2 separate regions of the Homo sapiens genome follow, and region 1 is linked to region 2. A link is an interaction called in ENCODE POLR2A ChIA-PET data of the cell type or tissue named here. Cell type or tissue: Panc1. All regions are shown on one strand.

Region 1 (4,000 bases), 360 kb before region 2:
AACACTTGGAAAAAGAACCAAATTCCTTGGCATAGCCTTCAGGCCATGGATGGTCTACCCTTGTTACCCTCTCCCACCTCATCTTGCTGCATCCCCCATCACAATGCTCCAGGCACACTGATTTATTTAAGTTCTTCCACAGCCCAAGCTGTGTTCTGCCACAGGACCTTTGCATATGCCATTCCCCTGCTTACAATGAGTCAATCTCTTGTTTCTGAGGAACTTAGAAGACATGTTTTATGGATCTTCCCAGGCCTTGGAGGGACTTGGGTGTACCTAGGCATGGGAGTGGGGTGAAAAGCCTATTAGCAAGGACAAGGTCCTGGTCATTCTAGGGAAATCCTACACACTGGAGTCATAGGGCAAAGCTTGTACCTCCATCCCATCTTTCTTCAACCTGGATCAGGGTAGACCTCAGGTTTGGGAGAAGCCTTAGGAAATAACACAGGGACATTCAAGGAAATGATATAGTCAGCTAGTCCAAATGTTTTACACTTGAGAAAATGGGTTACAAACACAAATTCGTGAGCCACAGTCTGATTTTATAGGTCTGAGTAGAGCCCAAGAATTTGCATTTTAATAAGTTCTCTGGGTAATTCTGATGCCTGGAGTTCAAGAAACACACTCTGAGAAACTAGATGGAATTTGATCATGAGCTCCAGAGGAAGTCTCCAGGAGGTGGAGTTGTCTCTGTGTCCTCAGTAGTCAGTGCAATGCCCATACCAGGAGGAACTCAATTACAAGTGTGGAATAAATGAATGAATAAATGAAATTAATAACTAGGCAAAGGCTGATCTTCCTTACAGTGTGAGGTCTGTGAATTGTCAGGCCTTTTCTGCACACCCTCCAGCCCCCTCCTCTCCCTGAGTTAGCAGTCATTCCTGAACCAATCCTTCCTTCTTCCTCCTGATGCCAAGGACTAACTCAAGAAATCTGCATGATTTGAGTTATCCCACCCCATGGGCCTCCCTGCTTTCGCTTTCTTCCTCCTTTGTCTGGATGCTCTTCAAGGGCCCAGAATTCCAGCTTCTCACTACATGCTCATCACCACATGGAGAGCAAACTTCTCAGGTACAGGGGAAGTAGATGGCACCCTCCCACTGCCCTGGGACCTGCTGCGTGGGAGTGGTGGAGGAAATAATGCTGATTGGCTGTGTCAAAGCCCAGTCTCCATTCAGCCAGGAGCTGCTGTGGTCATTCAATCTCTTTTTAAAACAAATTACAGAAGATCACATTCTCATTGTGAAAAAATGCAGCAATGTAATTTTAACATCTATGTCTAGAGCTACAGCTTGCTTTTGATTTTTACTCAGCAAATGCTTGGTCAATACATGGAAATCTACTTCTTTTTAACTAATGCATAGCATTCTATCCAATGGATGCCCTATAGTTTTTTATCCAGGCCATATTGACCGACATTTAAGCAATTTCAAATCTTTTACTATTGCAAACAATGCTGCAACTCAGCTTTTTACATGCGCCTTTCTGCACATGGGCAAACATTCCTCTAGAAAGCAAGAAATAAAATTGCTGGGTTGAAAGATGTGTGCATTTTCAGTGTTAATAATGTCAAATTAGCCTCTAACAAGATGGTGCCTATTTCATTTACTATCAGAAATGGAAAATCTGTTTCCCCATAGCCACACCAACAATGAATTTCATCAAGGTTTTCCATTTTTGTTTCAGTTTTACAACCAGTGCTGGGAGATGAGGGTTCAGGGATGAATATGGCTTCCTTCCTCTCCTCCAAGACAGTGCAAACCTTGCCATTGTGACATGAAAGGTGTTGTGATGGCAATATGTCCACAGTGCTTCTGGATCCCAAGTAAAAGATCCCTGGTTCTATTGGAAGAAATGGGGAGGGTGGCAGAAAATGCTGCAGAGAAAAGGTGACACTTGGTTAAGGCTTTGGAGGCTGAGCAGAAACTTGCCAAACACAGAAATGCAGGAATTGCTGGTGGTAGGACTAGTCCAAGCAAAGGCATGGAGCAAAGGTACTGCCTCGTGCCCTTGGGGAGCTATTTCAGGGAGGCTGGAAACAGAGATGAAAGCTTCTGCAGGAGCCAACACTCGAAGGACCTTGAATGCCATGTCAAAGGGTCAGAGTTCTGTCCTGAGGGCTAGAAGGTCATCTCCACATGGGAAGGCATCTTTTTTATTGGACTGTCAGGCACATAGTGGGTGCTCGGTAAACATGTATGGAAATAAAAAGGAGAATTTCAAAGGTATTTAAGCAACATGCTTAATTATCTAATTATCTTTCATCCCTCATGGAGAGAGACAAGGTGCATTCCATGCCAGGGACTGAGATCCAGGCTTCATTCTGGACACTGGAGAGGTGGCACAGACACACTCAGCTCAGGAATTCTTTCCTGGGTTGCAGCCCCCCTCCTGGCCCTGTGCCAGGTCCCTTTCACCTCTGCCCGTTAGAGATTGCTTTTGGTTGCTGTGTTGACAACCCCTGTTTCTGTGTTCGGAGCGGCTGTTCAGTGCCATTTCCTGATTTAATATCAGCGCCAGCATACAGCAAGGATGCACAGTTAGCAGTTTTTGCTCCAAGTATTTTTCAAGTTCCCTTTTGATGTAAGGGTTGGGTTTGCAGCTTCCCTGATCACACAGAGCAGGGAGGGAGAGACTGGGGGAAGGAACTGGGAGCCAGAGGTGGGAGAAGACGACCCTGAGAAGATTCATCTAGTCCAGCTGAGCTGAGAGACTCCAAGCTCCTTCTGCAAGGGGATGGCAGAGGGATCAGCTAAGACACGGCAGGCTGAAGGGTTTCCTGGAAGGTGTGGCCTCTGAAGCAAGGCTGCTGTTACCCTTCTGTGTGGGCATAAAGATGTACACGTGTCTGTGAATATATGTCTCTGTCACAAAAACAAAGGGTTAAAAAGGTTAAATGATCTAACATTATGCAATTCAAAGCACGAGGAAATGAAAACAAAATTGGTCCAAAGCAAAACTTAAGGTTGGTACAGGTCCCAGTAGTGCTCAGTTTTTCAGGGTTTGGGGTTGTTTGTTTGTTTGTTTGTTTGTTTTTGACTGAGCATCTACTATGCCCAAGGACTTCCTCAGGGCTGAGTGCTCATCCTCTTCTGATGGAAACAGATCTTTTTCACTACATTATGGCCAATGCAACAAGAGAGCATGCTCGGGGACTGTGCACACTCAGGAACACACACCCACATTTGAGGGCAGGACACAAAAAGAGACTGGGCACTTCTTCACCAGAGTCCTTGAAGGCCTGCACCCCCCCACCTATAGACACCTCTGTGACCTGCTGCTGGGGCTCCATTCTACCTCTTCTACCACCCACCTGTTGGACTCTTCTCCAAGACCTTCTATGTCATTTGGGGTCTTCTGAGAAGCAGAAGCCAAAACAGGATTCTATGTGTAAGAGATTGATTGGGGGACACACCTGTGAAGTATAAAGGAAAAAAGGGCAAGAGGAGGCAGGGAGAGCCTTCAGACCGTGATGTTGGTCTTGCCCCTGTGAAAGGAGAGGGGGAAGGAAGGAGGATGTGGAAGGAAGAGTCTTAGACTGCAGCACTGCTCTAGGAAAGTTGCAACCAGGATCATGCCACCCAGTCATGGCAGACTTCCCCAGGTAATGAAATTAGCCAAGCAAACATCTTCTTGTGTGTTTTCTACATGTGAGGGACTGGATTATATTTAGATTGCATCATCTCACTTAGTCCTTCACAATAACCTTAACAGACAGGTACTATCTTCATTATTACCCCATTTTGTAGGCTGAGGCTTAAATAAATTAAGTCCCTTGCCAGAGGGCACAAGTTACAAGTGACAGAGGAAAGATTCAAAGGCTGTTTGACTCTAACTATTGCTCTGGACTGCTGTGGCCAGGAGGAGGCTTGGAAAGGGTAAGTGGGAGGCTCATTTCTCTCTTTGCACCCATCTCTCCTGCTTATGGGCCCTGGGATGTGTTTCAGCACAACCCCCAACAAGGCTTTTCTGGTCTCATCAGGGCTGATGCCAGCTCATT
Region 2 (4,000 bases):
GAGAGAGGGTCTTGCTCTGTAGCCCAAGTGGAGTGTGGTGATGTAATCATAGCTCCATCCTTGAACTCCTGTGCCCAAGCAGTCTTCCCACCTCACCCTCAGAGCAGCCAGTATTACAGGTGCACCAAGATGCCCAATTAATTTTTTAAACAGTTTTCGTAGAGACAAGGTCTTGCTATGTTGCCCAGGCTGGTCTCAAACTCCTGGCCTCAAGTAAGCCTCCCACCTTGGCCTCCCAAAGTGTTGGGATTGTAAACATGAGCCACCGTGCTCAGCCATTCCTTTAAAATAGGAATACTTGGGGTTCAGATCTTTGACCTAGGTCTTATTTGTATCAATGAGATTAATGAGCCACAGCCCCGAGTTTCTCACCAGACATTTTTGATTTGCATTTTTAGACAGCAGTTGCTTTAAAAAACTTGGGGACCTGGCTTAAAATCAATTTTGAAATTTTGTGCATTAAAAAAAAAATGTGGCCGGGCGCAGTGGCTCACGCCTGTGATCCCAGCACCAGACTTTGGGAGGCTGAGGCAGATGGATTGCCTGAGCTCAGGAGTTCGAGACCAGCCTCGGCAACACGGTGAAACCCCATCTCTACTAAAATACAAAAAATTAGCCGGGCATGGCGGCATGCACCTGTAGTCTCAGCTACTCGGGAGGCTGAGGCAGGAGAATTGCTTGAACCCGGGAGGCTGAGGTTGCAGTGAGCCGAGATCACACCACTGCACTCCAGCCTGGGTGACAGAGTGCACCTGTAGTCTCAGCTACTCAGGAGGCTGAGGCAGGAGAATTGCTTGAACCCGGGAGGCTGAGGTTGCAGTGAGCCGAGATCACACCACTGCACTCCAGCCTGGGTGACAGAGTGAGACTCTGTCTCCAAAAAAAATAAAAAAAAAAAAGTTATTGGCAGACTGTTATCTGAAACCTGCCTGGAATTACTTTCAATTTATCCTTTACTTAATTTCCTTTTTAAGTTTAGAGCTTTTTAGTGATTTAAGCAAATTTTCCTATGTACACTAGTATTTGTCAAGATAAATTTTTAAAGCTTGGTCCATTTTTTACTATAAAAGTAATTGTGGGGAAAACTAGAAAACAAGATGAAGTATATGCACAAAAACTCAAGTTACTCATAAATTGACTACCCTAAGATAACTGCTTTTAATATTTTGATGTCTGTATTCCAGTCTTCTTCATATGTATTTATGCGTTTGTTGAATTATACACAGAGTAGTTTTTTTTAATGTGATGTCCTTTCCATACTCTAGGGCTGTATTAGCAGATCTTGATGTTCTGAAGCTTGTTTATTGCATCTGGCCTGCAAACAAAATTAATTGACACACATGCTTTATTCCAGATTGTGGTGCTATTACATGTATTGTCATTATTATGATTTTAGCCATAAGTGTTTGGTTTGAGGCAGAAGTAGTGGGATATTGCTGTCAAGTAAACTGGGGCCACTAACCTTGTGGGAATCAACTTAGCATTTTAAAATTATAGACTCGAGGTTTTTAGAAGAAGCTGAAGGGTTCTGTATGCTGCATGGAAGATTGAGTTCAAATCCTACTTCTGACACCATATGATATTATTTTTCCCATCTCTGTAGGATGGGAATTTCTTACAGTTAGTACTACGGTCATGCAGATTTCTATTTTCCCAGGGCCTGACACAGAATAGATGCTCAGCAGATTATGACACATGTGGCTTCTTTTGCTGTGAGCCAGTCATGGGATGAAGACACATTGCCTATGCATTATTAATTGATTGCTATAAAACATGTTGCCTCAAAATATAATAGCTTAAAACAACAGACACTTATTTTCTCATGTAGTTCCTGTGAGTCAGGAATCCAGACATAGTTTATCTGGGTGGCTTTGGCTTACCATCTGTAGATTGCAGTCAGTATGTCAGCCAGGGCTGCAGTCATTTGAAAACTTAATTTAGGCTAGAAGGTCCACTTCCAGGATGGCTCATTCACATGGCTAATTGGCAGGAAGCTTAAGTTTCTTACTACATGGGCCTTTCCAGAGGGCTTCTGAGTGAGTACATGACAGTGTGTCACTGGCCTCCCCCAGAGCAAGGAGAGAGCAGGAAGGAAGATCTAATACCTTTTATGGCCTAGTGTCGGAAGTTGCCCCCTCACAATTCCACTTCATCTTGTTTGTTAGGAGTGAGTCACAGTGTCCAGCCCACACTCAAGGGGAGGGGAATTAGGCTATACCTCTTGAAAAGCGGAGTAACAAACAATCTTATAGTCAAGATTGTGTTTGTGTAAGGTTAGAATAGAGGGTCCGGAAATAGACCTATAATTATATGACCGCTCGAAAACGCCAAGACAATTTAATGGGGAAAGGGCCATCTTTTAAAAAATAATGCTAGGCTATTCACAGTAGCAGAAACATGGAATCAACCTCAATTTTCATTAATGGTAGACTGGATTAAAAAAAAGAATGTGGCGCATGTACACCACGGAATACTGTGCAGCCATAAGAAGAACGAGATTGTGTCCTTTGCAGGAACATGGATGGAACTAGAGGCCATTACCCTTAGCAAACGTAACAGAGGAACAGAAAACCAAGTATTGCATGTTCTCACTTATAAGTGGGAGCTAAATGATGAGAACACATGGACACATGTAGGGGAACAGCAGATACAGGGGCCTTTTGGAGGGTGGAGGGTGAGAGGAGGGAGAAAATCAGGAAACATAATTAGTGGGTACTAGGCTTAATTCCTGGGTGATGAAATAATCTGTACAACAAACCTCCATGACACGAGTTTACCTATATAACAAACCTGCACATATACCCCTGAACTTAAAAGTTAAAAAAAAATGGTGTTAGAACAACTTGACGTCTTTATTGATTAGAAAAAAATGAACACTGGCCCTTAACTCTGCAAAACTGCTAGAAAATAAATAAATAAATAAATAAATAAATAAATAAATAAATAAATAAATAAGGTGGTGGTGGTGATATGCCCTTGTAATCCCAGCCATTCCAAGGGCTGTGGCAGGAGGATTGCTTGAGCCCAGGAGTTCGAGAGGAGCCTGCGTAACATCGTGATATAAGAAAATGAGACTCTTTCCCTGCCTTTCCCTGCAAAAGAGAGAGAGAGAAAATCTGTGTAGCCCTTGAGTAGGCAACGATATCTTGGGGCACAAAACATACAGACCCTAAAAGAGAAAATTGATGAAGTGGACTTGATCAAAATTTAAAACTTTTGCTCTTTGAAAGACACCATTAAGAAATAAAAACAAGAAAATGATGGGGAGAAAATATTCACAGTTCGTATAGCTAACAAAAAATTGGTAATCCAGAATGTATAAAGAGCTCTTACAACTAGGTAGTAAGAAGACCAAGAAAGATTTGAGCAGATACTTCACCAAAGAAGGTATATGAGAGGCCAACAAGCACACCAAAAGATGCTTGTCATTAAACATCATTTAATCATCAGAAATATGTGAATTGAAACCACAGTGAGGTACCACTCCACACGTGCTAGAATGGCTAAAATTAAAGACTGATAGCAGATATTGGTGAAAATTTGTAGCAATTGGAATGCTAATGAATTTTTGATGGAGATATACAATGGTACAATTTGGCAATTTCCTGTAAAGTTAAACATACATTTTTTATATTACCCAGTAACTTTTCTCCTAAGTATGTACCCAAGAGAAATGAAAACATGTCTATAGAAATATTTGTATATGAATGTTTGTAGCAGATAAATAATAACCAATGCCTGGAAACAACTAAATTGTCCAGCAGGTGAATGGGTAAGTTACAGTATATCCACACAATGTAACACCACTCAGCAATAAAATGGAACCAACAACTGATATATCCAACAATGTGGATGAATGTCACAAATGTTATGCTGAGAGAAAGACATCAGACACAAAAAGAATAAATCCTATATGATGTTATTTACATGAAATCTAGAAATCTAGACAAATCTAATATACAGCACGATCAGATCAGTGCTTCCTTTGGGCAAGGGGTGG

Evidence for each region. ChIA-PET counts read pairs that join two places held together with the same protein. Peaks named below come from ENCODE experiments on the same cell type or tissue, not always from the same donor. Only the 100,000 strongest peaks of a DNase experiment are listed, where the experiment ranks them.
Region 1: POLR2A ChIA-PET joins it to region 2 with 5 read pairs; 3 of 35 experiments call an interaction of 5 or more read pairs at or near these places.

The regions. Positions count from the first base shown.
Region 1 is chr20:40,695,259-40,699,258 of GRCh38, forward strand. LOC101927098 (a long non-coding RNA gene) reads right to left here. Exons shown (of 5, transcript NR_187686.1): 5 at 1,591-2,864. Among named protein-coding and RNA genes, the nearest start is that of MAFB, 8.0 kb to the left of the region's middle. In Panc1, no CTCF peak of the experiment used is centred here; no DNase peak of the experiment used is centred here; H3K27me3 peaks cover 189 bases.
Region 2 is chr20:41,056,505-41,060,504 of GRCh38, forward strand. The region is part of intron 2 of TOP1 (DNA topoisomerase I); the gene reads left to right. Among named protein-coding and RNA genes, the nearest start is that of TOP1, 30 kb to the left of the region's middle. RefSeq lists an enhancer at 1,216-2,415. In Panc1, no CTCF peak of the experiment used is centred here; a DNase peak (open chromatin) is centred at 1,937.